2 separate regions of the Homo sapiens genome follow, and region 2 is linked to region 1. Evidence: chromatin loops called from intact Hi-C (ENCODE). Cell type or tissue: ascending aorta. All regions are shown on one strand. Each heading gives the region's core, and the rest is flanking DNA. Links, peaks and the distances in the headings are about the cores only.

Region 1 (16,309 bases), core at 2,897-10,896:
TTGAGAGGTCGAGGCAGGCGGATTGCCTGAGCTTGGGAGTTCAAAACCAGCCTGGGCAACATGGCGAAACCCCGTCTCTACTAAAAATACAAAAAATTAGCTGGGCTTGGTGGCTGGCACTTGTAATCCCAGCTACTCAGGAGGCTGAGGCAGGAGAATTACTTGAACCTGGCAGGCAGGGGTTGCAGTGAGCCGAGATCACGCCACTGCACTCCAGCCTGGGCAATAGAGACTCGGTCTCAGAAAAAAAAAAATTGAAAAAATTTACAAACAGGAGAACAAACTTCCAATTCTGTTAATGGCAGTCTAGGTAATTTGGAGTGACCCTTCTGTTGAAGACAATTGGAACAAAAGTCAAAATTTTTTTAAATTCTTGAAATCATTAAAGAGCTAATAAAACTAGTGGTGAAATGCTGGGTCAGAACATAGGAGAAGACAACCAAGACAAGTAGCGTAGCACACAAAGACACATTGCTGGCATGATGGCATTTGTCAATTTATTTATTTTTGAAGCAGAGTCTCTCTCTGTCACCCAGGCTGGAGTGCAGTGGCACGATCTTGGCTCATTGCAACCTCCGCCTTCCGGGTTCAAGCGATTCCCCTGCCTCAGCCTCCGGAGTAGCTGGGATTACAGGCACGTGCCACCACAACTGGCTAATTTTTTTATTTTTAGTAGAGATGGGGTTTTGCCATGTTGGCCAGGCTGGTCTCGAACTCCTCACCTCAAGTTATCCACTGGCCTTGGCCTCCCAAAGTGCTGGGATTATAGGCATGAGCCACTATACCCTGCCAGCATTTGTCAATTTGGTAGAAATAGCTTCAGTATTGAAACTGAGCTGCACTTTGAGTGAGCTATAGGACTGAGAGAAAAAAAGTTTTGGCTCACAAAGGTAGGGACTCTAATAAATCACACCCACTTTAAGCTAGGACCCTGAAATTCAATCCCAAAAGTGAATTGGAAGTAAATAAAACAAAAATTCTTGCTGGACTTTTTTTTTTTTTTTGAGACAGGGTCTTGCTCTGTTGTCCAGGTTGGAGTGCAGTAGTAAGGTCATGGCTGATTGCAGTCTTGACCACATGGGGCTCAAGAGAGCCTCTTGCCTCAGGCTTCTGAGTAGCTGGGATTACTGGCGCACAACATGCTCTGCTAATTTTTATTTTTGTACTTTTTGTAGAGACAGGGTTTCTCCATGTTGCCCAGGCTGGTCTCAAACTCCTGGCCTCAAGTGATTCTCCTGCGTAGATCTCCCAAAGTGTGGGGATTACAGGTGTGAGCCATGGTGCCCACCCAGCCTCCTTGCCAGACTTTCCGCCCAGATTTTTGTTGTTTGTTGGTCAAGAGAAAATGAGGCCTTGAACCTGTATTATGGTGGTTCCTGACTAGTAATCTCTTCAGTTACCTAAAAAGGAAAATAAAAATCCTCTCTGGAGGAAGACAGGATTATATCCTATACTTAGGGCTTATATTATTTCTATACATTTTTTTTTTTTTACAAATACATGTTTAGCACACAAAGAAAACCAGGCACACAAGAAAAGACTTCATATGTGAGAACCAACATGAGCAACAGACCACAAAAAACCTTAAGATACTATAATTGGCCAACTCAGATTACACAACAATTGTTCACTAAGGTCAAAGAAGCAGCCAAGCTTGGAAATTTCATCAGGGAACCAGGAACTATAAAATGACATTATAGGTTTGATAAAGAACCTAATACAAATTCTACAACTGAAAATTCAACTGATGGATTTAACAACAAATTAGATACAGCTCCATAGTGACATTAATGAACTATAAAATTTGTCAGAAAAAGGCATCGGCTTTGAAAGACCAAGGTAAAAAGTGCAAGACTGAGAGTAAAGAGATAGGATACAGTGAAAACTATCTAATATGCATGTATTTAAATGTCCAGAAGTTGATGAGAGGGGCAATATCTGAGGAGGTAAGAGCTAAGAATTTCCTAAATTGACAAAAGATGTTAGTTAATGGATTCTCAATGAACGAATGAATGAAAACTCATTGTTCAATGAGTCCATAATGGCATGATAAAGTAGCCAGCTATCTTTAAAAGAGTGAAAAACAGAACTGACTTCTTAGGAGCAGTGGAAGGTAAAAGGTTAGGTAGAATGTATGTGCCCAAAGAAAATAACCACTGGGCGTGGTGGCTCACACCTGTAATTCCAGCACTTCAGGAGGCTGAGGTGGGCAGATTGCTTGAGCCCAGGAGTTTGAGACCAGCCTGGGCAACATAGGGAGACCTTGTCTCTACAAGAAAAATTTTAAAAATTAGCTCAGTGTGGTGGTGCATACCTGCAGTCCCAGCTACTTGAGAGGCTGAGGTGGGAGGATCACTTGAGCCCGGGAAGCCAAGGCTGCAGTGAGCCAAGGCGAGATCTCGCCACTGCACTCCAGCCTGGGTGACAGAGCAAGACCCTATCTCAAAAAAAAAAAAAAAAAAAAAAAAAAAAAGGAACCTCCAACCTAGGATTTAGCTAATAAAAATATCCATTTAGAATTTAAAGCAAAATAAAGATCTTTTTAGATAAACAAAATGGGAGCGTTCCCCCAACTAGCCGACCAACACAAAAACAAACCCTGAAGCAAGGTAGGCAAACTTCATAGTCAGGCTGGGCACAGTGGCTCACCCTGGTAATCTCAGCACTTTGGGAGGCCGAGGCAGGTGGATCACTTAAGGTCAGGAGTTTGAGACCAGCCTGGCCAACATGGTGAAAACCTGCGTTAAAAAAAAAAAAAAAGTCAGATAGTAAATATTTGAGTGTTGTAGGCCACACAGTATGGGATCCCTCACAAACCACCCAACTCTATTGTGGGGCAAAAGCAACCACAACAATATGTAAATGAACGAGCCTGGCAGTATTCGAATTTTTGTGAAACTTTATTCACAAAAATAGGCCGTGGGCTGCATTTGGCCTGTGGACCGTAGCTTGCTGACTCCTGTGCTAAAGGATAAACTTCAGACAAAAAGGAAATGATCCCAGATGGACAGGCAGAGATTTCCGAAGGAATGAAGAGCAAAATAAGTGGTAAATAAAGAACATTGATTATATAAAACTTGGTTTTAAAAAATAAGAGAACTAAAAGACCTGGTAACAAGAGCATATAACTTGGGATGAGAGTAAATGGAGTTAGTGTTCTAGGTTCCTTGTATTACCTCTCTTGGGGGAGGGGAGTATAAAGGTATTGATTAAATTAGACTTTGATACCTTAAGGATACACATTATAACTTCTAGGGTAATCACTGAAAGAATAAAAATATAATAAAATGAAACTTCCACACTACTAGAGTGGAAGAAATTGGAATGATTAAAAATCAGGCAGGAAAGGAGAGAAAAACATGAAATAGATGAGACAAATAGGCAAAAATAAGAGTTTTAAACCCAAACACAGGAGTAATTACATGAATATAAATCATCAATGCTTCCAAGAGTGAACATCACTTAATTCACTCCTCAATTTCACTCCTCAATTTTGATCATTATGTATTGTATAGACTATTTTTAAGCCCCAATTATATGCTGTTTATAAGACATCTAAAATAAAAAAAAGAACTCAAATCTCTTCAACAAAACATAATTATTGGTTTTAGTGTATTTCTTTAAATACACTGTTTTTCAGGGTCAGATCACATTGTGTACATAATAGTGTATCCCTCAAAGACATATTAATTTGCACATTTTTCTATTATTATAAATCAGTTCCCAAAGGATATCCTAGTATTTGGAGTTTGGAATTCAGAGTTCTCTGAATAACTGAAGAGAAGCTATTTTGTGTATTACTAAAGATAACTTGATTCAAAATAATTTTTTTTTTTTTTTTGAGATGGAGTCTCACACTCACCAGGGCTGGAGTGCAATGGCGCGATCTCGGCTCACTGCAACCTCCGCCTCTTGGGTTCAAGCGGTTCTCCTGCCTCAGCCTCCGGTGTAGCTGGGACTACAGGCATGCGCCACCACGCCCAGCTCATTTTTTCTATTTTTAGTAGAGACAGGGTTTCACCATGTTGGCAGGCTGGTCTCAAACTCCCGACCTCGTGATTCGCCCGCCTCGGCCTCCCAAAGTGCTGGGATTCCAGGTGTGAGCCACTGCGTCCGACCTCAAAAATTTTCATTGGCCCAATACGCATTTATTTTTGAGATAGAGTCTTGCTTTGTACCCAGCCTGGAGTGCAGTGGCATAATCTCGGCTTACTGCAACCTCCACTTCCCGGGTTCAAGTGATTCTCCTGCCTCAGCCTCCGAGTAGCTGGGATTACAGGCACGCGCATCCATGCCCGGCTAATTTTTGTATTTTTAGTAGAGATGGAATTTCACCATGTTGGTCAGGCTGGTCTCGAACTCCTGACCTCAAGGTGATCCGCCCGCCTCTGCCTCCCAAAGTACTGGGATTACAGGCATGAGCCATCCCTCCCAGCCGCAATATACATTTAAAGGAATTTTGGGACTATTACTACTATTCATGTTTTTTATTGATCTGCTAATAACAGTTCCAAGGCGATGAGTATACAGTGTTAATGGAACACAAATCTCTATTATTTCCTTTCAAAGTATCCAGGAAGTGCCTGTCTTCTTAAACATTTGATTTTATTAACTCATTCTTCTTACAGTTTTAAATTTCTTTTTAGGCGATGAATATACAGTGTTAATGGAACACAAATCTCTATTATGTCCTTTCAAAGTATCTAGAAAGTGCCTGTCTTCTTAAACATTTGGTTTTATTAACTCATTCATTTTTCTTACAGTTTTAGATTTCTTTTTAAGCAACCTTTCTTCCTGCACACTGACCTATGTCTTACTTAAGGAATTTTTTTTTTTAGAAGTCTCGCTCTGTCGCGCAGGTTGCAGCGCAGTGGCGTCATCTCGACTCACTGCAACCTCCGTCTCCCGGGTTCAAACGATTCTCCTGCCTCAGCCTCCCGAGTAGCTGGGGAGGCGCCCGCCATCACGCCCGGCTAATTTTTATATTTTTAGTAGAGACAGGGTTTCACCATGTTGGCCAGGCTGATCTTGAACTCCTGACCTCAGGCAATCCACCTCCCTTGGCCTCCCAAAGTGCGGGGTTTACAGGCGTGAGCCACCGCGCCCGGCAAGGAATTAATATTTTACTAAAACAGTTTTTAGAAACACCAGGGAAAGGCTCAGGGCTAAGTATTTTATTCCAGTTTGTTCTAACAGCCACGCCATAGCAGACGTGTGACCACCTCCACCAGCCCTACGAGGGGTAGAACTGAAGCCAAGGCCCCAGTCACGGGCCGGGCTTCAGAATCCAGGCTTCCCTGCGGCCAGCGCCGCTGGCTCCCTGCTCCCCGAGATCGCCTCCCCAGTAGCTGAGAATACGCTGAGTTTTTATGGTTTCACATTCAGACTAAGCCGCCCGCGACCTTGTAGGTAAAGATGAATCCGAATGGGTCGGCGCGCCTGTTTCCTAGGGTACTGCTTTCGGGCGCTTTCTCCTGAAGTTGACACTTCCCAGCCGAGGAGCCTTAAAGCCCCACGCAGCGGAAGGAACGCGGCCCCGGCGGCGGCGAGACAGGCCTGCTCCCGGCCGGGAAAGGCGCACGAGAACCAGGACGCGTCCACGCCACTCGGGGCGGGCGTTCGCCCCGAGCACGCCCACCTCAGACGCCAAGGAGGCTGACCGCAGTCCGGTCGACGATGGGCATGGTCTCTACTTACTTTCCGCCCAGGCTAACCTCTAGCGCATTTTGCTAATTTGGGTCTGAATCGCCATCACCGCGGGCAGCGCAGCCTTAGCCGCCAGCCCTACAGCCGGGAGGGAATGTAATGTAAGGTTTGGCGCCTCGGGGCGGATCCGGCTTGCACAGTCAGTTAAGGAACCAGAGTATCGCGAGATCCGGGGTAAAGGGGCGGGAGGAGCGCGCGTGCACGCGCCCAGAGCCGTTAGGGTGGAACTCCACTCGGGCGGGGCGGGCGGAGTGATACAGCTGGACGCCAGTTGGTGGAGCCCCCGCGGGAAACGACTGAGCGCGAGGAGCGTGCGCGCTCCCGTCGTGGCGACGGTGGCGGCGAGCGGCGTCAGAGCTTGAGGGGGGGTTGACGGCTTCTGGCGGGTGGCGGTGTTGAAGGCGAGAGCTTGCTTGGCCCGTGTCGCTTCTGTCCCAAGAACCGGACGGAGAGTGAGGGCACGAGGGTCGCTGTCGGGGGCTGTCGTCTTCCACGTACACGTCGTCGTGAGGAGCGCAGTCCGGACTCTTCCCGCAACCCCTCCGGCTCCCTTTCCGCACGCCTCGAGGCGGCGGCGGCCACCGAGACAGCAGCGCACCTTCCCCCATCCCTTCCCCTTATCCCCCAGCCCAAAAGGGCCCGGTCTGCGCCCCACCCCCGCCCGTCCGCCCGCTACGCCGCCGCCATGTCGGCGCAGGCCCAGATGCGCGCGATGCTGGACCAGTTGATGGGCACCTCCCGGGACGGTAAGTCTCTGCCAGGGCCCTGGGGGTGGGGGAGGGGACGGGGACGGCGAAGGGAAGGGGTTCCGAGGGCGCACCTGGGCGCGCGCGTGTGGCTGAGTAAGGGGCTCCCAGATTGGTAACACGAGGTCCCCGTCCCCCGTCCCATCCAATCAGGGCTCGGCAGGCGGGCAGGGGGGGCGGTGACCATGCGGATTGGCGGGAACTGCTGCCAATGGGGTGAGGCGGGGCCTGGAGGCAGAAAGGAGAGTTTGTGCTTTTAATGTTGACTTGGCTGAGACGGGAGAGCCCGCGTCTCTGTTGCGTAGTTGGGGGGCCCGTTTTGTCGCTGGTTAGGTACCTGCGGAAAGCTAAGGCCTCCACCCCCGATATAATTCCTTAACCCAGAGCTTTGGGATCATCCCTCGCCGCCGTCCTCCAGAGTACCTAGAGAGAAGCTTCCCCCTCCTCTTCCTGGGTCAGGAGGAAACCTTTATTACTAACCCAGTCTCAGAGATGCACCCTCGAGCCCCACAGAAACAACCATTTTTATGGAAAATCTGACCCAAACCATGGTTTCTTAAGTGGGTGTGTTTGGCCCCATTTTGTGAGAAGGAACATGTTATGGCCTGTTTTTCCGAGAGACCTCCATTTTGTTAGACAATTTAATAGAGGCTTTGTTCAGTAAATATTGACAAATGTTGCATGTCCCTAACAGAACGATTTTGAAAATTTGGTACCCAGTGAAGTAGAATAGAGGAGAACAAAGATCCTTTCAGGCGTTTAGTTTAGAATCTGTATAGAGAGCCCTTAATTGCTGGATTATCCTTTGTCATAAAGAGAATTTCTAAATAAAATGATGAAATGCTGTTGCTTTTTTGGTGATGTTAATTAGTAATGTACTCTCAAATTCAACTTAAATACATTCAAATATGTAGGAAAGGTCTAGTTCATTACTTTCTTAACACAGCAAAATCCTTGGTAGTTTTTATGTGTTGCTTCTTTAGGCAGATAGTTTCTTAGCCACTAAGGAAATGCTTTTTTTCTTGAGAAGTTATTTAAGTGTATTGATTTAAGAGAAAAGGCACGTCTTAAATTTAGTTTTTAAGTTACTCTTTTAATTTACATGAGTGCTTTACAGCAAAATATGAGTAAATTTTAAAAATTTTATTGCATTCAAATCTTTCAGCAGTGCGTAGAGTGGCTTTTCAGTGTTCACATTTTCAGTTTTAATAAAAACCCATATTGGGAACTTTTATTTGTAGAATATATAGACAAATAGGTGTAGATGGCAAACCTACTTGTGGTTGTGTAGAGAGGAAAGATTGGGAAGGAAATGAGTTTTGTATGGAAAGTTAACATTAACTTAAAATGCCACTGGAGAAACTTTTAACTGTTATCATTTCTCACGTTTAGATAAGAATGGTTACTTTATCACTGCAGCATGTCTTAACATTCCTCCTTTTCCAACATGAGAGAGGGTATTGGGAACGGGTTTCATTGGATCCTAGCTAACAGAATAACTAATCTGTGTAATAAAATTAAGTTATTTAAGACGTGCTTTACATGATCCTTTTAATCCTTGATGGATACCATTTTTGGGATCTTCTTCATGGATTGGATTTCTTAGTTTTACTGGGAGGGTAGTTGGATCAAGGTAAACCATCTCCTGATAAGTTTCTGAATTAGGCAGCCCGTCTAGTATTGCAAAGCTAAATTTAAATATATATATTTCTGTGTGTGTAGTCAGCAGAAACATGGATTTCTTAAAATCCACTTTGTGTATTTTTTTATGTGTCTGTTACTGGATTTTTTTTTTTAACCTTCAGACTTAGAGGATTTATGATCGAACTCATATTTACGAGTCCACAGTATTGTTTAGCTGAAATGACTGGATTTTCACTGCTGTATTGGGTTAGAAGTAAAAAATATACTACTTTCAAGGAAAAATAATTGAGTGGAGTTTTTTTTAGATATCAAAATTAATTCTATATATGCAAAATAATCAGAACATTCTTTTTTTTCTTACCATTTAATGAGTTTATATATATCATTTTATGATTCAGGACTTTTAATAATTAGGATTGTTCTTTTTTAGCATACAGTCAACTTCAAGTTACCCAGGGATAGGGGAACATGGAAACGTCCCCTGAATAACACCATGTAATTTGAAACCATTTAATGGGAACCCTTGTATTGGACACACAAACAGCCTATGGGAACGCTGTTGGGTGTCTTTGGCACTAAGAGGTGGAAATGGGTATCCAGGAGGTGGGAGAGAGATGGAAAAGGTAGGTAGGAGGGTATTTAAGGCAACTCTGTCCTTTTTTTTTTTTTTTTTTAATTCCAGAGACTATAAAGCAGCGACTCTCTTTTTTGGAAGTGGGGTTCAAGGTGGCAGTGACCCCCTCCACTCTTAGTGTCCTGTCTGTGAAGGAATCTGAAGTGGCACAGAGTCCTGGGGCTTTGGGAAAACATTACCTCCTCACCCCCTCAAGGTTTCTTCCCCCTCCCCTTCCTGACAGTTTTTAATTAGTTCCTTTTAAAATTCATTGGAGATTTAAGTCTGTTAGTTAAATATACCTTAACTTGAATTACATAAAGTAGTTAATCATTTAGATTACCTAAACTTCACTGGAATCCTTAGGAGTAGGAATTTTGTTAGCAGGGAAATGGAGAGGTAATTTTGGATCACTGGGCACTTCAAGAAAGGACATTCCTGGGTGAGTGGTGGAAGTTGGGGGCTTTAGACAATCTGAGGGCAGCATGATGGTGCCGGGAGGCTGGGCAGGGGGACTGCCAGGAGGTGGGAGAGAAATGCATAAGGGAGGTGGGAGGGCCAAAGACAAACTCTGCCTTCTTTGCAATTTTGCCTAGGGCCCTGGTGGTGGCAACCGCCTGTGTGCCACTGAAAATCGTGCCGATGCCTGGCATACTGCATAAATGGAAGCAGGGTACCGCGTGAGTTGAAACATTGGTCACACTATATAAAGTTTGTATATGTGAATCAGTGTAACTCATACCCATATAACTGGGGGTCTGACTGTATTTGGATTTTTCTGATAAGGCATCATGGGCTAAGGAAAAGAGCACTGGGCTGAGACTCAGGAGACCTGGTTTCTAGCCCCAGCTGTACCTCTAATTGTAACCTTGGGTAAGTCACTTAACCTTTTTTGCCTCAAGTTAAATCTGTAATTTGTTATATGGGAAACCAAATAATTTCCTATGTTATACTCAGAAATGTTGAAAAATAAATATATTTTAAGTTTTTTTAGAAAGGAGCTATAAGTAGATAGTAATTACTAGTTTATTTTATCTTGTTTATGATTCATTACGTTTTATAAATATCTTTCTGTTTTAGTTGTTAGCAGAGGGGAGAGGGATAATTTGTTTTCCCTGAACATATTCATTCTATTTGAAAGCAGGGAGGAGTTGCACAGGAAAATCCAAGAAACAGTTTGAGAATTGTCTGTGTGACAGTTGGAAGAACCCAGTACCCTCACACAGACTGTGATTTTTGCTCAGTTGGATTAATTGCAAGGATGTTCCTTAGCTAAAGCCCCTTTGCCAACAAACACAGTTTGGTCATAAGTCTCTAGTCTTGATCCCAGGAAAGTCTGGGAAGATGCAAGCAATAAGAATTAAATAAAATTGAGGGTGTGGATTTAGATTACATCCTTTTTTTTTTTTTTTTTTTTTTTTTTTGAGACAGGGTCTCTGTTGCCCAGGCTGGAGTGCAGTGGCACGATCTCGGCTCACTGCTACAACCTCCACCTCCTGGGTTCGAGTGATTCTCCTGCCTCAGCCTCCCGAGTAGCTGGGATTACAGGTGGCTGCCACTACGTCTGGCTAATTTTTGTATTTTTAGTAGAGATGGGGTTTCTCCATGTTGGCCAGGATGGTCTCGAACTCCTGACCTCGGGTGATCCACCATGCCCAGCCTAGATTACATTTTAAGCTTAGAAATTAGGTAAGTTATAGAAGGTAGTTCTGAGGGTTCTGTATCTCTTAATTGCTTATACCTTTAAATGGGAGCAGAGACCACCTTCGAAAGATTAAAATAGGCAGGAATGGCAGCCTGCCCTCCAAAACAACAAGTAGACTAGGAATGTTAGATAGAATTTTATAGCATCATTAATTGTCCCTTATGGTTAGGGACTGTTTCGGGCAAGTTAAAACTTTCAATAATTTTAACTATTTTAAATGTTAATCTTTCTAAATTGTAGGATATACTTCCTCAGTTAACATATTAATCATAATATTTTTGCTGATCAGTTGTACAGTAGTTATAGTTTGTGGGATATAAAACTGAAAGGATACTCATCCTCATACCCAGGAAAATACTGTTAAGAAAGCCATTTACTTGTTGCTAATGTAAGGTTAGTAGTACATAACCGTGTAATCTGTAAGATAGTATGACATTTCTGCCTTTCTGCAAAATTACTGAATCAAAGTTTGAAGTAGTGCGTTCTTTAATGGATTTTATTTATAAAATCATCTTTACTGTAATCTGTGTTCCTTGACTTTTCATCAACATTGAAAACATTTTCTCTTAATTTTTTCTCATTAACATAATGAACCATATTCATTTCTTGGTCAGTTGTGAGCCATTCTTTTATTCCACTTGGATTGTTCATTTTAAGTGAAGGAGGCGGAGCCTTTAATGTATACGCAGACATTTTTTAAATAATAACAGGATATTTCTTAGTCTAGAGCTTGTAAATTCTTTAATATAAGGAGTTTTATAGGATTAAACAGTAGTTTCTCTGCGTTTCAGTTAACTATTTAACTTTATCAGAGTTTCAGGCATATCCAAAACACTGAAAGCACCTGCATAGTGAATCAATGAAAAAAGAAAAGTTTTCCTCATTTTGCATTTTGAACTCTGAATAATATTTCTATCTACACAGCAGCCCAGAAAACAATAAAAGTATCACTTCATATAACATTGCATCGTTCCTGGATTCTCTACAGTTGTTTAGTTCTCCTCAAGTAAGCATATGCTTCTGAGACATTCTTTTACTTCAGGTAAATATAAGCAAAACAAAGAAAAATCATTTTGTCTATTTCTGCATCAGTTCTATAAGGAGCAAGTAAATTCTTTTATTTTCGTTTAGGTTGGATGTTGTCATATAAGGATAGATGGTAGTGTTCAACGTGTTCAAGATGGGTAGTAGGAATTCAATGGCCATGAGGTGTCATGGATCAAGGTCAGGTTTAGTGAATCAGGTACTCTTCAGTAACAGGTGGTTCATACAAAGCATTGAAGCTTAAAGTTGCTGTGAGTTCAGCAAGCAGGAGGGTTGAGAAGACAGGCAGATGGTTTAAAACTAAAGGTCAATAAGTGGGCAAGACTAGTTAAATGAGGCAGATACTCCCCAAAGATGGAATTCCAGAAAGGTGCTTGAAAAGGACTGAATTCTTAAAGCCTACTGCTGTTAGTATGTAGAGTTCTTGAGGAAACAAGCAGTTTGGCATAACTTAATCTACTAAGAAACTATAAGAAGGTGAAGGAAGTTGGAACATCTTACTGGAAAAAGAATGAGGGAGTGAAGAGGGAATCTTGTGAATTCAAAACTTGCAGAAAAGCTATTCTGTTTCCTTTTTGTTTAGGTTCTCATGCACTAGCAGCTGCTAGAATAGATATTGGAAGGCAGGGCCAAAATAGGTCAGTTGTTCAGTTTTGCAAGATTATTGAGGATATAGAGAAATTAATTTGTGAAAACTCTGAAATCATCTGCAGCTCCATGTTTTTGTTTGAACTGAATAACTTAGGACTTTGAGAAGTCAAAGCCGTCAGAAAGTAACATGAAGTCCATTCAGCTGAATAAATGTCATATTTTGCTATTAGCATAGAAAAGAATCTTTAAAACTTCTTTCCAAAAAGCACTCAGTATTGACCCATATGTTCCAGTATAGTTGTGAACCATGTACAACTGATGTTTGACTTATTTGACTCAACATGAAAGGAATTTAACCAGCTGCCCTTGCTGAATCTTGTCTCCTGAATATGGTAAATGGTTTTTGTTTTTAATCTTAATACCTTAGATTTCTGCAGACCCCAGTTTTCTCTTTTAGAGTTAACTGATAATTATTGGATAGTATCTATAATATACCTGGCTGTTCTGTTCTGTACTGTGCTCTAGTATTAGTTTAAATGGTAGACTTTTCTCTTAAAGTAACTTTAATAGTTTAATAGTTAAAGTTACTTGAAGGTATGTTTTAGATCAGGGACTGGCACTATGGCCTCCTGCTTTTGGTAAATAAAGTTTTATTGGAACACATCCATGCCGATTCATATACATGATGTCTATGGCTGCTTTGGCTTACGACAGCAGAGCTGAATGGTTGCAACAGAGTCATATGGCCCGCAAACCGAAAACATTTACCATTTGACTCTAACAAAAGCTTGTTGATCACCATTCTGGTTTAGTTATTCTAAACCAAGTGTGGTCCTTGGAGCAGCAATTCAGCATCACCTCAGCATCACGTCGTATTGTTAGAAATATAAATTCTTGGACCCACCTACTGAGTCAGAAATTCTGGATATGGGCCCCAGCAATCCATGTTTTTAGAAACCTTCCAGGTGATTCTGATACACATTAAAAGTTTGAGAAACCCTCTTCTAGATCAGTGTTTCCCAAATGTTTGTCACACTTATTGCCTTTATTATTATTTATTTTTATTTTTTATTTTTTGGAGACAGAGTCTCTGTCTCCCAGGCGTGAAATGCAGTGGCCTGATCTTGGCTCACTGCAACCTCCGCCTCTCGAGTTCAGGCGATTACCCTAGCTTCCCGAGTGGCTGAGATGACAGGCATGCACTGTCATGCCCTGCTAATTTTTGTATTTTTAGTAGAGATGAGGTTTTGCCATGTTGGCCAGGCTGGTCTCAAACTCCTGACCTCAAGTGATCTACCTGCCTTGGCCTCCCAAAGTGCTGGTATTACAGGCGTGAACCACCATGCCTGGCCTTGCCTTTATTATTATTTACTGTTTTCTGTTTATTTAATATTTTCCTTTATGTCAACTCACTTTCTAAAAATTTTAAGTTAATTTTAAAATGAAAGTTTATACCACCATAAAAATAAATACAATGAAAACAAAATGGTGTATTATGTAACTAGACTCTTGTCACTTAGGGTTCCTGTGCTAAAAATTAGAAGTTGTTAAATTTATTAAACAAGTACTGTTGCAAAATGGGAACTTTTTTTCTTGACTTAATTGTGATTAATAATTTCCTTACTGAGTGGTATTTAAAATGTCTTGTTGGCAAAATCATGTAACACCTAAAGTCATCTTTTGTGCAAATCTCATACTTTGGAAATTACTGTTCCAGGGAGTATTCATGTGAAAGGAAAGCTGTTTGAACTATATATATACCTAAGCCTGTAAGCAGAAATGACTGGACAGAAATACAAGCCTGTGAGACAGAGAGATCTAGGAGATCCCTAGAGAGGTCCATCAAGACCTCCAGGATGAAATTACCTCATTTAGCTCAATTTCTCACCTCTCCGTTAGTGCTTTGGTCCACGGGGGTCAGTGTTTCTGCAGGATTTCACCAACTGGTTCCACAGTGGGAATGTGAAGAGGTACCTGGCTGTGGGAAAAGCTGCTTATCAAAGAGAGGCCTGATAGAAATGCTAGGGAAAGTGGCTGTGAGCCTGCATTATGGACGGGAGCAGAGCGGCAGGGCATGTTGCTAGGACTAAGCAGTCGATTCACGTGAGTCTGGACACCATGTATAAATATTTTGAAAACTTCCTGTTACAATTTAATTTACTCCATTGTGTTAGAGGGAGTGCTTCCCTGCACATGGTGTTCTGTATATTTATTGGTTGATGTGCTTTAGGGTATAGTAATTATTTATAGCAATAGATTGATACCCAGGTTGCAGAGTTGCTTTAGTTATATCTTTATTTCCTTTTCTTAGAGATTATAGACATAATTTGCTTCTGTCATCTTTTGACCAAAAATCTAATGGGAATGAAGAATTACACTTGAATGTTTATTTTTAAGTAATAAGTTCTGTGATAGTGATTATAGGTGTCTGCATTTAAAAAAATGTTTTAAAAAGTACAGAGGTCAAACAAGCATCTGTATGATTGAACAAATGTTATTTCGTATATTTCTGTCAAATTTTAAAAAATGGATAAAGAGGCCGGGCACTGTGGCTCACGCCTGTAATCCCAGCACTTTGGGAGGCCAAGGTGGGTGGATCACCTGAGGTCAGGAGTTCAAGACCAGCCTGGCCAACATGGTGAAACCTGTCTCTACTAAAAATATAAAAATTAGCCAGATGTGGTGGTGGGTGCCTGTAATCCCAGCCACCCGGGAGGCTGAGGTTGGAGAATTGTTTGAACCCAGGAGACGGAGGTTGCTGTGAGCCCACATGGTGCCAATGCACTCCAGCCTGGGCGACAGAGTGAGACACCGTCTCAAAAAAAAAAAAAAAGTAAAAAGTGCATAAAGCATTACAAATAAAGTCTTTTGTGGTCCCCTTCACCGTCTCAGTCCTTTCCCCAGAGGCAACCCTTTTTGTAAATTTGTTGCATATTCACTGTGAGGCAGTATTTCTGCTGTGTTGTTTAGTTTTAAGGCTCACGTCTCCTTCATGGTGATCTGTTTTTCATTTTAACTTCTTCCTTTATCATTGGGTTGTCTATCACCTCTGTCCCTTGATATTTTCATCTTTTTTTTTCTTTTTTATTTCTTTTCCTTTGGATTTGGGGAGGCTCTAGTTGGCTTCTGTAGCTATCACCAGCTGATGAGAACTTGTCTTTTTTAATAGATAAATCAGCCAGTTACTTTTTCTTTGATTATTTTCAGCTATTGCTTGATAGCCAAAGATAGCTTTCGTTACTTCTAATTTTGTATATAGAAAGTTCTGGATGATAGAAGGCACCGGCTATCCAGAGTGCAATTGTTACTATGTCAGAATTACAGCTCTGCAAGTAAGTATCAAAATATAAAATTTAGCAGGCTGTAACTTTTTATGCCATATATCTTAAAATAAATTCTATATAACCTATTTTAGGACTTAATGTTAAAGTAACTATTCAGGCTTTTCTGATGTCTCTTGTAAATTTAAGAAGAGGAATAGGCTGATAGATTTCCTAAAGCACATACCCCCCAAAACATGATAGCATTGGTCCCTGCCAGCTACCAAGACCCTTTGCTTGTATTAATATAATGAGAGAAGATAGGTGCAGGGCATGGAATAGAGCCTTGGAATGGAGATTCTTTAGTATTCCTGTTCTCACATTTTCATCATCACCATTCTGGTTAGCTTCAAAAGATCCTACAAGGTTTTTCTTCTACTAACAAGGCTGTTCCCCAGTTTCATTCTTATAATCTTGTGATATGGATTTTCACAGACAAGTGGGCCAGATTTTTAACATTTTAAAAACATTAATCTTTGATCATATCCAGCAAGAATGAACTTGTTCTGGAGATTTCTTCTACAGTGGGCATCACATTTTAAAAATGTTTGGCTTGTCATGGGGATTATGGTGGGGGGTGATACTGGTACCTATTTCTGATTATAAACTTATGGGACCATATGAACCAGAAGATTAAGAAGGATAGCTTTTCTGAGCTGTATAGCACCCTTGTGTTTACATTTTCTGGAGGAAAGGAAAGCTGCTTTGTTTTATTAGGAACGACTTGATGTCACATTTGGAAGGCAGACTGTCATAATTGTTTTTTCCCGTTGCCATCTTTGGCATAGTACTCTTTCTTCCCTTTCCTTATGTAATAAATATATGCCTGGAAAGTTTTACATAGATCAAGACATATTAAATGTTTTCAAAGCATCTGTATTATTATGTTAAGACATGGTGATGAGTCCTTTTGTAAAATGAACCCTATACTTTGGATGGT
Region 2 (16,309 bases), core at 2,837-10,836, 370 kb after region 1:
GTGGGGCTCCACGAGTGAGAAGGAAGATGGGAAGTGGAGTTGAAGTGTTGGGGGAGGGGAGAATAGAATCTGTTTTCAACATGTTGAATTATGAGCACTAACGGGATATCTACGTTGAAATGTCCAGTGTTCAGCTATTCATACTGAAACTCTGAGGCAAGAAATTGCTTAATTTACTGAAGTGTCAGGAGCTAATGGTCTTTCCTAACCAGCACCCAGTTCCTACTTGCTAGGTTGAATTGTGAATGACGATCACCCACTTTGAAAAGGGAATGGAAATCAATAGGATGGGCTGGGCCTGCATGGGATTAACTGGAAGGGGAAGAGAGCAAGGTGACCCTGAACTAGTTCATGGGTAAGGCCAAAGACAGAGGGACACAGCCAAAAGACCAGAAGGCCAGAATGAGAAATAGCAAATGGGAAAAAGATCTAAATCAAAGGTTCATGCCCCAAAGGGACTAAGAGAATGGTGCTGCTGACGGTAAGAGCACAGGCCAGCTAGAAGGGCTTGGTTTGGGGCAGATTTTGTTTTAGGCATTAGTAACAACAAAGAGGAAATGTTCTATATGCAACAAGAAAAAAGCCAGGTTAGGGAATGGGCGCAAGGTCATGGGTGGAGATGTGGACCTGAAGGCTGTCATCAACACCTCGGTGGAAATGGAGTCCCCGTGGGTAAAGCTGTTTCCCAGGAGAAATGCTGTAGAAAGTAGAGCAGATGGCAAATCAAGTAATCCTCGGGGGCAGAGACATTGTCAAATAGTATGAGGAGGACAATATGAGTCACAGGGAAACATCAAGGATGAAATGATGATAAACACAATTAAGGGATTGATCCAGGAGAATGAAAACAGAGAAAGAGTGGCAGAGCCTGGCTGGGAATGAGCCAATAGCCCTCTTTTCCCACAGGGTCAGGAGCAGGGAAAGAAGGGTGCTCTCCTGGGAAGAGAACCAAATGCACCATGTCACGCCTCCTGCTCTTCCAAGAAATGTGGTTCTCTTAAGAACGTTCAAAATCTTTTATGTCATCTGCCTTGAATCTGCAAATGCTACCATAGGCTGTGTTTCTTTGATTGAGAAAACATCCTTTTCCTAACATTTGCAAATTCTCCACACATCTATCTACTTATTGACTCATTATTTGTCAGAGTTACATGTTCAGACTTAATTCTCTTTCTGCAAGCTGCTAACTTGGCCCCAAATAACTCCTTTTGGTAACTCTGCTATACTGCTTTGAATGAAGCCATCAACCACTGTGGGTGAGCCAGCCTTGCCCTGCAGTGGGTGAGTACAGACAACCCATAATTGTTTATCTACAGGACATGGTGTCAAGAGCTCATAAGCAATCTGAAAATTCCCAATCCAATCCAGTGCTGAAGCAAACACTGATAAGACACAAACGCTTTTTCAGCTTCTTTCTCCAGGAAACTGATGGGATCAATGAAAAGAAAATAAAACAATTCAAAGAATCCTTTTTGAAACAAGAGTGGCATTGGCTAATTTTTTTTTTTTTTTTTTTTTTTTGAGACAGGGTCTCACTGTCACCCAGGCTGGAGTAGAGTGGTGCAATCATAGCTCATTGTAGGCTCAACTTTCTGGGCTCAAGAGATCCTCCCACCTCAGTCTCCCAAGTAGCTGGGATTACAGGTGTGCGCCATCATGCCTGCCTAATTTATTTTTATTTTTTTATAGAGACGGGGTCTCCCTATGTTGTCCAGGCTGGTCTCGAACTCCTGGGCTCAAGCGATCCTCCTGCCTCACACTCTCAAGGTGCTGGGATTACAGGTGTGAGCCACTGTGCCTGGCTGGGTTAAGAACCTTATTTAGAAAAACACAAAACACCACTTTCTAAACATAGCATATGAATCTGCCAGGGTTGGGGTACCAAAGCACCACTGACTGGGCAGCCTAAACAGCAGACGCTGTCTCACAGTTCAAGAAGCTGGAGTCCAAGACCAAGGTGTCAGCAGGGCTGGTTCCTTCTGAGGGCTGGAAGGGAAGGGTCTGTTCTAGGCCTCCCTCCTTGGCTCACTGATGACTGTCTTCTCTGTGTGTCTCTTCACATCATCTTCCCTCTGTGTGTATCTGTGTCCAAATTTCCCTTTTAATAAGGACATCAGTTGTATTGGGTTAGGGCCCACCCTGATGACCTCACTTTAACCTGATTCCTTCTATAAAGTCCCTACCTCCAAATAAAGTCACATTCTGAGATATGGAAGGTTAGGAATTTAAGATATGAATTTGGCAGGGGGGAAACACAATTCAACCCATAACAATAGTTTTAAGGAAACCAAAAGCATTTTACTAAAGTATAATTTTCTCAGGTTAAATAATTACCATATTCCAAAAGAAGTCTCTTCGGTTTTCCCTTCTTGGAGATAAGACATTTCACTTTGTGCTTTCTCTATATCTTACCTTAAAGGACCTATAAGTTCATTTCAATTAGTCTAATATCATAGCTGGAAACAAGTAAAAGCATACTATCTACTTTAAATTAAGCTCTGCATGAGTTGATGTTACAACGCTTCTGAAAAAGGCCATATAGGAATGTATCTCTCAATCTACTGAGGAGCAACTGTAGTCACTTTGGTATAAAAGAGAATTGGAGCCAGGTTCAGTGGCTCACACCTGTAATTCCAATGCTTTGGGAGGCCGCGATGGGTGGACTGCTTGAGCCCAGAAGTTCAAGACCAACCTGGGCAACATGGTGAAATCCTGTCTCTACAAAAAACAAAAAAAATTAGCCAGGTGTGGTGGTGCACACCCATAGTCCCAGCTATTCGGGAGGCTGAGGTGGGAGGATCACTTGAAGCTGGGAGGTAGAGGTTGCAGCAAGCTGTGATTGCAACACTGCATTCCAGCCTGGGTGACAGAGTAGACCCTGTCTCTGAGAGAGAGAGAGAGAGAGAGAGAGAGAGAGAGAGAGAGAGAGAGAGAGAGAGAGAGAGAATTGGGAGTGGCTTATTAATAACACAAAAACTAGGTTTCCAGTTTTGATTCTGTGTGTGTCTGAGGCAGAACCTAAGTAGGCCCCAAAAGCCACCTCAAGAGTGGCTGGCAGTGGGCGGCCAAGTTCAGGCCACCCCTCTTCATGCCCCTCAGCATCGAGGAGGAGCCCCGGCTTGGTTCTTCCTCGTGTGCCCTCTCTCACCTGCCATCCACATTGTTCTGTTTTTCAACACTGCATTTTCTTTCCAATGGAGGATCTCAAGAAGACAACCTTTTAAATAAACGTGGTGGGATGAAAAAGGCAAACACCCACAAACTATGAAAACAAAATCAGCTGTACTTCTGGTTTCAACCCAGAGGAATTCCATTTAAATCCACATTTTTTCAAAGATCTAGAAGGCTGCTTACCTTGTCCCTGAAATGTTCTAAATAAGGACGGTTAAAGTTTCAGCAGTACCAGTTTTCAGGTGTTTGAATCACAAACCTTTACGAAAGAAAGCACCTTCCCTGAATTTTTCAGCCACTTCCTAACATGACATACCAATGTCCCTCCATTCACTACTGGTTCAAAATCCTCACTGACCACCTCAAGAGACAAGTAAACCAGACCTGCAGCAGATACTGAGGAGGCCAGGTGTGTGCCTGGCAACGGAAGGTAAGCCTCAGATGGACTTTTCCTATCCTTTAGAAATGTTTGGTAAAGTCTAAATCAAGACTAAAAATCTGGTAGGCTTTTTCTCTTCTGAGCAAGAGTGAATTTGTTAGCCTTAAATGTCTGGTACTATGTTGGTAAAGTAAAATGATGCGTTTTACTAGCCAAACACCCATTTCCGGCCCAGTCCACAGCTGAGGTGCCTTTTTGAGCTACCTCAGGTTCTACTTCAGAAATGTTTGTGGCACACAGAATCAGAACTGGAAATCTACTCTATTCTTTCCCATTTTGGTGTTCTTGTTACCATGTCACTGCAATTTTTTCTCTCTTTTTTTTTTTTTGGAGACAAAGTCTCACTCTGTCGCCCAGGCTGGAGTGCAGTGGTGAGATCTCGGCTCACTGCAACCTCCACCTCCCAGGTTCAAGCAATTCTCCTGCCTCAGCCTCCCGAGTAGTGGGGATTACAGGCATGAGCCAACATGCCCGGCTAATTTTTGTATTTTTAGTAGAGATGGGGTTTCACCATGTTGGCCAGGCTGGTCTCAAACTCCTGACCTCTGGTGATCCACCTGCCTTGGCTTCCCAAAGTGCTAGGATTATAGGCATGAGCCATCGCACCTGGCCCTAATTTTCATTTAAACTAAAAACTGTGTAGATTCTATTACTATGTGTCCTCCCAAAAGATATGTTAAGTCCTAACCCCCAGTACCTGTGAATGTGATCTTTTTTGGAAATGGGGTCTTTTCAGAGGTAATCAAGTTACAATAAATTCATTAAGGTGAGCCGTAATCCCATATGACTGGTGTCCTTGTAAGAGGAGACACAGACATACACACAGAGTGCGGGCCACACATCGACAGAGGCAGAGACTGGAGCAATGCAGCTGTAACCCAAGGGATGCCCAGCATTGTTGGGAGCCATCAGAAGCCGAGAGAAGGCAAGAAGGGGATTTACCTGGAGTCTTCGAGGGAACGTGGCCCTGCCAACTCCTCCAAAACTGTGAGAGAAGACATTTCTGTTGTTTTAGGCCACCTATTAATAGTTTGTGTTAATTTGTTACAGTCACCCTATGAAACTAGTACCCTCTGCAAAATAAGTCAGGATGTATTTCATTGAAAAGGCATGTCTGTACTCAAGCTATGATAAAGTATTTATAACAATCGCAAAGTGACGCTGGCCAAATGGCAGGTTGCCCTCTCAGCCTCCCGGCCTGTGTCTGTGGCCTCTTGGTTAAAAAGCAACAGAAGCATCTACAGCTTTACTCCCACGTTTTAGTCTTAATTCCTGCCAGGGCACTATACACCTCCTCTCCTTATGCAAATATATTTGTTCATTGTGATTGAGGTTTGACTTCAAAACAACAAAATTTCTAAGGAAGGCATCTAAAGTTCGATCTGTTCTCATCAGTGACGTCCACAGTTAAGAGGCCACAGACGGCACTTCCTCAAACCTGCCTTTTCTAAACCTCAACTTCTTGCTGAGTTATACAAAGGAACCAGGACAAAGGGCCGCCAAATGGGTTCTGCGCTCAGTGCAACACCTGTTTGCACACCCCTTGTACTCATGTTTATGTATTTCTTTGAGCATTTCTCTCACAGGCTGTTCTCTAACTGCAAAGAAAACTTTGTGAAAGATGTTTTGCAGACACAGTGATGCCGGGGATGTGAGATGCAGATAACCCTTTCCCCCAGGCTCTCTTTAAATACAGGATTCATTTCATCCCCTTCTTAAAGCACAATAATCCATCCTTCTTACTTGATTTAAATAGCAACTGCTATTTACAACAGGAGCTCCATGTTACAACTGTTTTGTTCCTTGGAGAATTGTTTCATTCCCCTCAGTTGCCTTTAACTGACACCTGACTAAACTCAATTAGGGATCACTTCGGGAAAGGTACCACCTCCACAACTCGCAGGGAGAGGGAAGAGCAGGAAGAAACGAAAGGAAGAAAGCTGGAGTGTGGGGAAAGTTGGCACGGATGCTGAGAGGAAAAGGAAAAAGAAACTAAAGATGAGAAAAAGGTGAGAAAAGAGAAGGCAAGTGAAATTATATTGGAGCACACTAAGAATAATAAAGTAGCATTGTAATGTGCTTTGTAAACTATAAAGCATAATAAAAATGCAATGTGGTATTATTTGCAATATTTAAATAGGTGCTTTTGTGTGTGTGTTTGTGGATATGAAAATCAGCTGGTACAGGGATCCCTTGGCAGGGCAACCAGTGGCCCATTCTAAGCTGTGCAAATTAAAGTGGGTTCTTTGGTCTGTTGCAAGGACATTTTTCTACTGTGAGTCACTGTCATCAAGCCAGTCCTGGCGTTATTACCCAACAACTCCATGGCACGGAGCCACTTACACCCAGTGCTGGGAGGAGGTGCCCACTCAGATAATACTGGTTCTTGTAGCGGGGCGCCTTCCCCACGTACATCTAAGATGTCTGATAGCTCTCCTATGTCTTGCTTTAAAACAGACAGGATGGCATTTGGTGATGTAGGCCATCCCTATCTTCATAGGGGTCTGTATTCCAAGAGCTAATTTTCAGATTGTTTCTGCATTCTCAACAACTAGGTCAGATGCCAGTGCTGCCCTTTCTAGCTCTGTGATCTCAGCAAGTTACTTAACCCCTTTCTGCCTCAATCCCCTCATCTCTAAAGTGGAGACAGTAATCATATTTCATAGGGTCCTTGTGAGGAGTAAATGAACATATATATATATAACTATATATAACATATATTATATATGACATTATATAACATATAATATATATAACATATTATATATATATGTGTGTGTGTGTGTGTGTGTGTGTATAAAATAGTGAGTCCCTGATATGGTTTGGATCAGTGTCCCCACCCAAATCTTAAATTGTAATCCCCAGTGTTGGAGGTGGGGCCTGGTGGGAGGTGACTGGATCATGCGGGTGGTTTCTCAAGAATGGTTTAGCACCATTCATCTTGGTACTGTCCTTGCAACGGGAGTGAGTTTTCTTGTGAGATCTGGTGGCTTAAAAGTGTGTGGCACCTCCCCCCTCACTCTCTCTTGCTCCTGCTCTGGCCATGTGAAAGGCTGGCTCCTCCTTCACCTTCCACCATGACTGTAAGTTTCCTGAGGCCTCCCCAGAAACTGAGCAGATGCTAGCATCATGCTTCTTGTACAGCCTGCAGAACCAGAAGCCAATTAAACCTCTTTTCTTTATAAATTACCCAGACTCAGGTATTTCTTTATAGCAATGCAAGAATGGACTAATACAGTCCTAAACAAGCGTTTAGTGAAAACTGAGGGGAGGGTGGTCAGCTAGCTCCCAGAGGCCTAGCTAACACAGAATAGAATTTACTTTCAAAGCTTCTGCATCTCTTTTCCATGTAACATTTTAACCAAAAGCACTATCCTTGGTCATAACTGAGACCCAGTTTCTATGTACAATATGCTTATTGCAGATTTGTATCTACTGTATAAACAATGATCTCAACTTTTTTGATTAAGCACTTAATCAGGGGAAAAGAGAACACTCCTGATATATGTGATTTTTATAATTAAAAATAATCTATGTTTTACTTTCCAATACAGTATTGTTAACCAAAAACACAAATATAGAAAAATTTAAAGGATAAAGTGAGATAAAATATACATATTCAAATTTTCTTCTGTATCCTAATACGTTGTCTTGCACCCATTACTTTGAAAAGCTGTGCTGTAATTCAGGTAAGCTAAGCCATGTAACTTAGAATTAGTCTTGGCCAAATGATCCACCTTGGACAATAAGAAGTACGCAAGAAGTAGCATTCTCAGGCAAAAGCCTTTCCGGCCAGTGTGTGACTCCTCTTTCCCTTATATTACGGTAACCAACCATGGTCTGGGGAGGAGCAGCTCCTTTGCCTGGTCAGTGAAAGAGGGTAACAAAGAGCAGAGACCCCAGCTGACCCAAGATGTGGCGCAAGTGTGAAGCAAACCTCTGTTGTTTGTTACTGCTGTACAACTTAGGCCATCCTAACCAGTGCTGGAATATTCGTTAATGCTGCCATCCCTAATGAGTCACAATTAACGTGGTTTAGTGTAATTCTATTGTGAGGCACAGCATGCTCACCTAGCAAAACCAGAGCACACGTTTTTAAAGACAACGTTAAAATTCCGAAATAGTTCAGTCCCTTTCTTCCATGTTTTAGCATCACTTCCATTCCCCAGGAGAATGCTTCAGGAGATCAATGTGTCAAATGATGAAACTACTCTCATCACCACCAGTGTTAGTGATTTCAAGTGTGCACGTACTAATCCCCCACCTAATAACTTTTCTGAACAAGTGGAAGGCACGGGATCTTCAGTGACAAATGCTCTGGTTTGGTTTGCAAACTTTGACGCAAATCACTCTCTGGTGACTAAAATTGGAAGATGCCCTACAGGAGTCTGGCACTGCTGCATACAGGCCTAAGTGCCCCCATGGGAGAATCAGCTTTTACCCTGGGCTGATGTTTTCTCTGGGAAAAATGGACTTTCCACACCCTGCCCCCTAAATGCATTCCCATGCTCCATGACGCCACGGTTGTGCTCTTGGTAAAGAATATTTAAGTTCTGACATCATGATAACCATGGGTATTATTCATGGTAAGCTCACAAGCCTGGGAAGGCACATTCTGTACTCTCTTTATCACTGAAGTCAGCAATGGTTTTAAAAATAGCATGGCTCACACACCCAGGGGACCACTGATTCATTAATGGCCAAATACACACTACTGTGGACTCCTAACTTGTATGGTGTTTTAGATTGTGATTTCTAGAATCAAGGCACACACATTTATCATTTCCCTCATAGGAGTGTTATGCTGTACTAATTTATAAATAGAGATCTGCAGATCCTAAATGAAGGAACCCTCAAAAATTACAAAACCAGGATTTGACAAGCCGTATGATTTGTGACTCCAAAATGACGTAAAATGTAATTAATGAGAATATCTACCAACTTGGTATAACTATGATATGTCATACCTAAATAAAGAGAGATGATGTTACAAAGATAATTGACACTAATCTTAGTGAAGTCTAGAAGTAAGTCATAGGTTTTTCACTGTCGAGGGGGGAAGGGAATATTTGATTCTAGATATCCCATGCAGGTTCTTTAAGAGAAGTATCCCATGAGCAGAGAATGTTTTCATGATTTATAAATACATTTAGAAGTACATGACGACTTAAGCCTTTTGCTTAAATTCTGTGCTAAATAAGCAACTTTCTCATCTCTTACTGGGATTCCAGAGAGGACCTTCTGACCAAGGAGAAAATACCTTGATATGTAGGCCTAGCTTCTCTGGATGCTAGGATTATCTCTCTTTAAATGATTCAGATTGATCCATCAGCCTTTTATAGAATTAGTTAGTATGAACCAGTCTTTTAGAACCCAATAATCCTTAAATTTATGGAGTCAAATTTCCAAATCTGCTAGGCTGAGGACTGTAGAGGACAGAGTGAGCAGCATCCAGGAATATCTGCTGAGCACCTACGATGTCCAAGCACCACCCCAAGAGTGGCAGGTGACCACTGGCATTGTGAAAGAAAGGGCTACCTGTTTTTCAGGTCAACAGGACGAGATGGGCCAAGGGGAGAAGAGATAACTGACCACAGAAGGAAGTCGCAACTGTTGCCCATTGAACGGTGCAGGCTTCAGAGAGTGGATGGAGTGCTCTCAGAGTCAGCGACCCCTTTACACACGAGAGTGCACCCCAAGGCGAAGCCAGGGGTGAGCTGAAACACAGAGGCCAGTGAGCACTGGGTTCCAGGGACAGATGAGACCCATTTTTATTTAAGATTCATAAGCCATCCACTGCCTACAGGACCTGGGATAGTGTGCAGATACAATACAAAGCACAATATGAAAATAAGATAAAACAGGACCAAACCCATCTAAGGGAACATCAGGAAGAATAAAACCATGCCTGTGGTTGAGGGCTCTGCATTGCAGTGAGTGACAAAAGGGTCTGGAAAGGCTGGAGTCAGCGTGGCAGGTCTTTGGTGCCTAGTTTCGATTTTGTTCTGTTGAGGAGTCACAGGAGGTGGCTGAGAGGGGAGGGAGGAATGGTACCACTTCTGAGTGGGAAATGAAAGCATGTGGCCAGGGGCTTGGCACCCACCATGAAGGCGCATCTGAGAGGCGATAGGAACCTGCAGGGAAGGTGCAGACAACAAACTAGAGGGATGACCCAAAGACCCTGGCACTGACAGGTAGGAAAGGAACCACGATAATGTGGAAGCCACAGGATCAGGTGACAGGAGAATGAAGGGAAGGCTGGTCCCCTTTGGCGTCCTTGCTGACTTCAAGTGGCAGAGGAAGGCATGACCTGGTAGACAGAGGGGCCAATGCCCTGAAGAAGCATTCACCAGGGCACTGCAACTCTGTTTCCAGAAGGGGCTCGCACACACCAGTGTCAGGGTGGCCAAGGTGCTTCCCTGAGGGAACTCCCACAGCAGGACGCGGAGAGCACACCCTCCTGGCACAGATGCCCTCTGCTCTGCCCTGATTCCCAGGGAGGGCATCTCCAAGGCCAGAGCTGACCTGAAACAAAATCAGCTCTCAGGCACTCCTAGGAGTTACTGTCCTGGGCCAATACCCTTTGTTGAAGCTGGGAGGATGCTATCGAATAACATAAAAACTTAATGCCTACGCTGGAGCTATGGAGTACAACAGGAACTACAATCCTACAAAACACAGCAACCCTTGCGGAACCACAAAGGCCAATCAAAGCCATTTACCCAACTAGGGTGCCTCATGTTACGCATAAGATATTAACAGAGAATGTCCGAATGTATGTTTTCCTTCCAACGGCTGGATGCAGGGAAGCTCTCTGGTTCTTTCACTAGCATCAAGTATACTCAATTTACTCCTCCAAACAAGCCACACAGGCCCAGCGCTAAGAGTCTTCCCTGTCAGTTCTCAAAAGGTGGTCAAGGGGTAGAAACTCTGTTGCCATCTTGCACCATACGGCTCTCAGCAGCTCGCCTTGTGGTCCTGACCTTGCCAGCCAAGCCCTTTTCATTCCGTTTTAGTTAAGCAGAAAATGAAGCTATCAGCTCCATTTCCACTCTCTCTGCATGAATTCATTTCCCTTTTCCATCCTGGCTCAAACTACATGGCTCATATAGTATTCCTACCGAGGTCTTACCTTGCTAAAGATTCTTCTCTTCTAAGACTTGCTGAATCCAAACAAAAAGGTGGGAGGACGTATGAGGATACATTCTAAGGGGCAACTTGAAATATAGGAAAGGATACAAGAATAATAAGCCCGTTGATTTCTTGTTTCCCAGCTTTTACACCCACAAAATCCTAAGAATTATTAAGGGATGGGGAATGTCTATGGAAGTGAAGTCAGTGACCCAGGAATCTGTTTTCCATACCTACTCATGCCATGAAATCCCATTAAGTCACCAGAAATCCCCTGGAGGATAAGCTCTAACACCAGTTAGTGAAAGAATAAAAATCACTGCAATTTGCTCATTACCCCAGCTTTTCACCCAAACCATGGCTGAAAATCGCTAGAAGCCCACCTTTCTCCTGGACTGCAGGAAAATGAGCTGCCAAGGGCCCTGCACATCCGGCCTCTGCTACACCAGGAGTTTGGGGCCGGAAGCTCCCCAGTGCCCCATTGGTCCTGGGCCGCATGAAGTGATTCAGAGCTACAGGGTCACGACTAAGCCATAAAATAAGAAACAAAGAACAAAATGAGCCTTTTCTTAGTTGCAAGCTAAAATTTGGGGAAAGTGATTAGAAAAAAGAAAAACAGTGCGGTTGCTGGGAAGGCCAATTTCCTTTTACTCACAGGAAATCTTTTCTGCTGATTTAAGAGCAGAGCCACACCTGCTCACAGACCAAATGTCAGCACAGGAGGAAGCTGCACCTTGAGTTATTCAACCAGTGACAAAAGCATTAAAACAATTCTGAGCTAAGGAAATTCAACCTGGGCTCCAGGGCCCAGACCCGATCCATCTGCACATGAGTTAGAGAAAGGATTCGAGTTTATGGAAAGAAAGGGCATAGGAAAGGCACAGGCTCAATTCAAGACTTAGCAGTCCTGTTTTATACATGTTCCCTGAGTACAGACCAGCAGATCTGGGCTCACAAACAAGACCCAAGACCTCCATTCTAAAAGGAATGAGAACTCCACCGGGTCAACTGACAAAACTGGAATGTAAACAGTGGCTCAGATAAAAATATTGTATCAGTGTTACATTCTCTTCAGTTGATCTCTGTACCATGTATGAGAGCGCCCTATTCTTGGGAAACACACGCTGAAGCATCGGGGGTAACGCGGAGCTGTCCAGAGGAGCTCTGTGTGCTGCTGAAGAGGTTCTGTAGTCTCTATTGTCTGATGCAGCCACACATGTGTCTATGCAGCCCTTGAAAATGTGGCTGGTGTGACTGAGGAACTGAATGTAAAGTTTTGTTTAGTTTTAATTTAAATAGCTACTTGTGGCTAGTAGCTACCATTCTGGATGGTGCCGGAATAAAGCACCATGATATTTGTAACTTACCCTCGAGTCATATAACGATCATTCGTGTGTCTGTATATACAAACACACCACAGGCACACACACAACAACCAAAAGAGCAACAGTGAGAGACAGCACATTCAAGGGCATGACAAAACAAATGGGGTGAAGTGATAACAGGAAAATCTGGATATGGGGTATAGGGGAGGGGAATCTGGGTATAGGGGTAGTCTTTGTACTATTTTTATTTTTGCAATTTTTTAGTAACTTGGAAACTATTTCCAAATAAAATGTTTTTAAATGTATAAGGATGAACATTTATTTATTAATCACTGAAATCTACCAGGCAAAAAGAGGAACTCATTTCCGGGCAGGGAATGGAACCCAGGATGTCCAAGACATTGGCAAATTTTGAATGAATATTGTGGAGGCCACAGGACACTCCTCTCTGAACACTGCTCCTCCACACCCATGGCACAGTGCTTCTCCCACAGTGGCAGAATAAATGCCCTCGCCCAAGATAAATTTTCTGACTTCTTTCCATCTGACCTCTAGCCTGTCCATGAAGGACTTGGCTACAAAGGTAAGTTTCGGGCAAGTTTTGTTTTTGAAACAGGGTTTCACTATGTTGTCCAGGCTCAAACTCCTGGGATCAAATGATCCTCCTTGCCTTAGCCTCTCTATTTGCTGGGACCACAGGTATATGCCACCATCCCCAGCAGGGCAATTTTTAAAGTAACAGCTTTATGGACATAACAACTCACATACCATAAAGTTCACATTTTAAAAATGTACAGTTCAGGCCAGGTGCAGTGGCTCATGCCTGTAATCCCGCATTTTGGGAGGCTGAGGTGGGCAGATCACATGAGGCCAGGAGTTCAAGACCAGCCTGGCCAACATGACAAAACCTCATCTCTACTAAAAATACAAAAAATAGCAGGGTGTGGTGGCACATGCCTGTAATCCCAGCTACTCGGGAGGCTGAGGCAGGAGAATTGCTTGAACCCTGGAGGCGGAGGTTGCGGTGAGCCAAGATTGTACTGCTGCACTCCAGCCTGGGTGACAGAGTGAGACCCTCTCCAAAAAAAAAAAAAAGGTATAGTTCAGTGGTTTTGAACACAATTGTGTGACCATCACTGCTATCTAATTTCAAAATATTATCATCACTCTGATTATCAGAAACCCCATACCCATTAGCAGTCACTCCCCATTCCCCCTTCCCACAGCCCCTGGAAACCATGAATCTCTACTTTCTATCTCTGCGGACTTGCCTGTTCTAGACATTTCATATAAATGGTATCACACAATATGTATATGTCCATCTGGCTTCTTTTGCTTAACATAAAATTTTCAAGGTTTACTCATGTGGTAGCATGTATCAACATTCCATTCCCTTTTATTGCCAAATAATATTCAGTGGACTATTACTGCACACTTTGTGTATCCACTTGTCAGCTTATGGACATTTGGGCTGCTTCTCCTTTTCGCTGCGATGCAACCATGTGGACACGTGTTTTTATTCCTCTCGGGTACATACCTGGGAGTGGAACTGCCAGGTCAGGTGGCGACTCTATGTTTAACCTTTTGAGGACCTGACACTTGTTTTCCAAAGTGGCCTCCTGAAGTCCCCAGGAGTCATGCAAAGTCCCCCAGAGGTCCCAGGCAAAGCGCACAGAAGGCCCTTCTGCAGAGATGCTGCCCTTCTGTCCTTCGGTAAAATACCAGCCTAAATTCAAAGCAGGAGTCAGGGTTTGTTTGATTTGAGGTAAATAAATTAGAGAAGCTGTGACTCGCTCAGTGCCAGCAGCATGCTTAGCCTGGTATCGCCCCGGAGAAAGAGCCAGCACCTGGCATGGCAGACGAGGGTTGGCACAATGCATGCTTGCTTGCCAGATGAAGAGGCGCTCTGTGCAAAGTGCAGCTGCAGCAGGACGCAAACTGGTGCTCTCTCTACCGTCCCTCACCAGGGCAAAGCTGTCTGTGCTCCTGGTCAAAGCCTCGGAGGACTTATTTGCTGTCATCCACACACTGTGCTCCGGAAAGTGCCTGCTCAGAAACTGGCAGGGAGAAGACCCGGAGGGAGTGAGGACCATGAGAAATCAGAGAGCAACTAGACAAGGAAGATATCAAAAGAGACGGGTCCTTCGAGGCCTGCACACCTGTTAGTCCTAATATATTTCAGAGCAAGGGATCAGACTGGTGCACACATGGGCTGAAGCCCAGGGAAGGAGCCAAGTCCACCACCAATGCAACTGGTGAGTCAGTATCAGGCATGTGTCCCCTCCAAGCTGGCAGTAAACAAACACTCACACTTCATGTTTGGGCACTGGACTAAATTACCAGGCAAAAGTACAAATTCCGGCCAGGCGCGGTGGCTCATGCCTATAATCCCAGCACTTTGAGAGGCTGAGATGGGCGGATCACTTGAGGTCAGGAGTTCAAGACCAGCCTGGCCAACATGGTGAAACCCCACCTCTACTAAAAATACGAAAATTAGCCGGACATGGTGGCAGGTGCCTGTCGTCCCAGCTACTCAGGAGGCTGAGGCAGGAGAACTGCTTGAACCCTGGAGGCAGAGGCTGCAGTGAGCTGAGATCGCGCCACTGCACTCCAGCCTGGGTGAGACTCTATCTCAAAAATACAAAGTACAAATTCCAAAGCTAGTTAAGCAAGCTTGGGGGTTGGTGAAGAGTTGGTGAGGAAAGGAGGATTTCTGCAGAGAAGAGCAGAAGTCCTGGAATGGCTGGCTCTCTCTTTCATTCCCTTCACTTTTCATCCATGTGTGCGCCCTGGGGAGACACTCGGTTTCATCTTAGAGTCACTGTGCTGAGCCTCATAGGCCTCTTCTTTCACTCTGGACCCCATCCTTCGTATCGTCCTGTCCTCTTGCAACATTTCACTTGTCCTTCACCTTTGCCCCCTCGGGACAAACTTTGTTGGCAGGCCTGGCATTATTTTTGTTTTTGAAGATATTGTATTTCAAAAGCAAACTGCTACATATTTAATAAAGAAAGCTCAACCACAGTTTGACGCGGTGGGGATGCAGAAGTGGCAGGCAGGTAGCTTGAGATCCTGAATATGTCCTACCAGTGCACAGCCTGTTCCCTCAGCCCCCATTAATCTCCACACTCTAGCCTGTCCCACCTTTGTTATTTCTCCAATTCCGTGAACGTTGATCAGTTCAGTATAGCTCTGAATTTTCACAGGTAACTCCTCCTGTCTCCTGTGCATTCATTTTCTCAGTCACTATTCAATAAATACTCAGTATGATCACCACCATTCACGTTTTGTTGTTTGTAATATGGTTCGTCTTTTGAAATCATAGATAAGTGGCACAGAACCTGGTATGATGAAAAATGTCAGAGAAAACAAAGATAAGAACGTGAACTTGATCTTTACATACACTCTCTCATCTAAGCCTCACGGCAACCCTGGGAGGTCATTATTATCATCCTCACCTTACAGAAGAAAGAGATCCAGAGAGACTGGCAGGATTCGCTCCCCCAAGGTCATGAGCTCGTAAAATCAGAGGACCTGAATTCAAACACATGTCAGTATGACCCTAATGCCTTTACATTTTCCATTAGGAATGTAAATGACAACATCTTTAAAAGTCATAAACCCTTACTCAGCCACGACATGGTTATAAATTGTAGAAAGAACAATGGAGTGGGAGTTAGAAAATTTGGCTTCAAGTCTGGCTTTGTGTTGATTTTGAGCAAGTCACTTAATATTTCTGAACACAGATTTCTTCTTCCATGAAGGAGGCCATGCTTACCAAACTGGGCTGAGTGTCCTGTGAGGTGCTAATATTTATTATGAAAAAAGAAGAAAAAAATGAGGTCAAAACAGTTTAAGAAATGCTGGGTTAAATCAAATAAAGCGGTTTTCTTTTTTGCAGGACTTCTCAGAGGCTTTAATATCGCAGTGCACACCGTGGATCTCCAAGAGGGATATACAATATGCTCTGAAGCCCAAATTTATTTACCAAAGGGAAACTTCTTTTTTTTTTCTCCATACAAAACACTTACTCTTTTTTGTCAGGATAGGAGATTGAAAAATAATGGATTGGATAATCCCCAAGGAATCTTTTAGCTCTAACAATGGGTAATTTTCTGATTTATCTTATCATTCCAAATGGACAGCAGATTTTCTGAGGGTAGAATGTGCTTTTCTATGAAATCAAGAAAATAGCAGCTAGGTAGGGGCATGCCAGAATGTTCAGAGAAGCAAAAGGAGCATG

Evidence for each region. Hi-C counts contacts between places; a loop is a spot of excess contacts. Peaks named below come from ENCODE experiments on the same cell type or tissue, not always from the same donor. Only the 100,000 strongest peaks of a DNase experiment are listed, where the experiment ranks them.
Region 2: a loop joins it to region 1, with 4 times the contacts of the local background. A loop is called at or near these places in 3 of 110 quality-filtered maps.

The regions. Positions count from the first base shown.
Region 1 is chr7:139,353,871-139,370,179 of GRCh38, forward strand. The region is part of intron 2 of FMC1-LUC7L2 (FMC1-LUC7L2 readthrough); the gene reads left to right. LUC7L2 (LUC7 like 2, pre-mRNA splicing factor) reads left to right here and starts at 6,024. Exons shown (of 10, transcript NM_016019.5): 1 at 6,024-6,452. The coding sequence starts at 6,392. RefSeq lists enhancers at 5,159-5,288, 6,009-6,058 and a silencer at 6,289-6,718. In ascending aorta, for the core only: no CTCF peak of the experiment used is centred there; DNase peaks (open chromatin) are centred at 4,949, 5,521, 5,901 and 6,621; H3K4me3 peaks cover 4,063 bases; H3K27ac peaks cover 3,756 bases.
Region 2 is chr7:139,726,439-139,742,747 of GRCh38, forward strand. The region is part of intron 1 of HIPK2 (homeodomain interacting protein kinase 2); the gene reads right to left. Among named protein-coding and RNA genes, the nearest start is that of HIPK2, 43 kb to the right of the region's middle. In ascending aorta, for the core only: no CTCF peak of the experiment used is centred there; DNase peaks (open chromatin) are centred at 4,783, 5,113, 5,933 and 8,173; H3K4me3 peaks cover 1,412 bases; H3K27ac peaks cover 7,895 bases.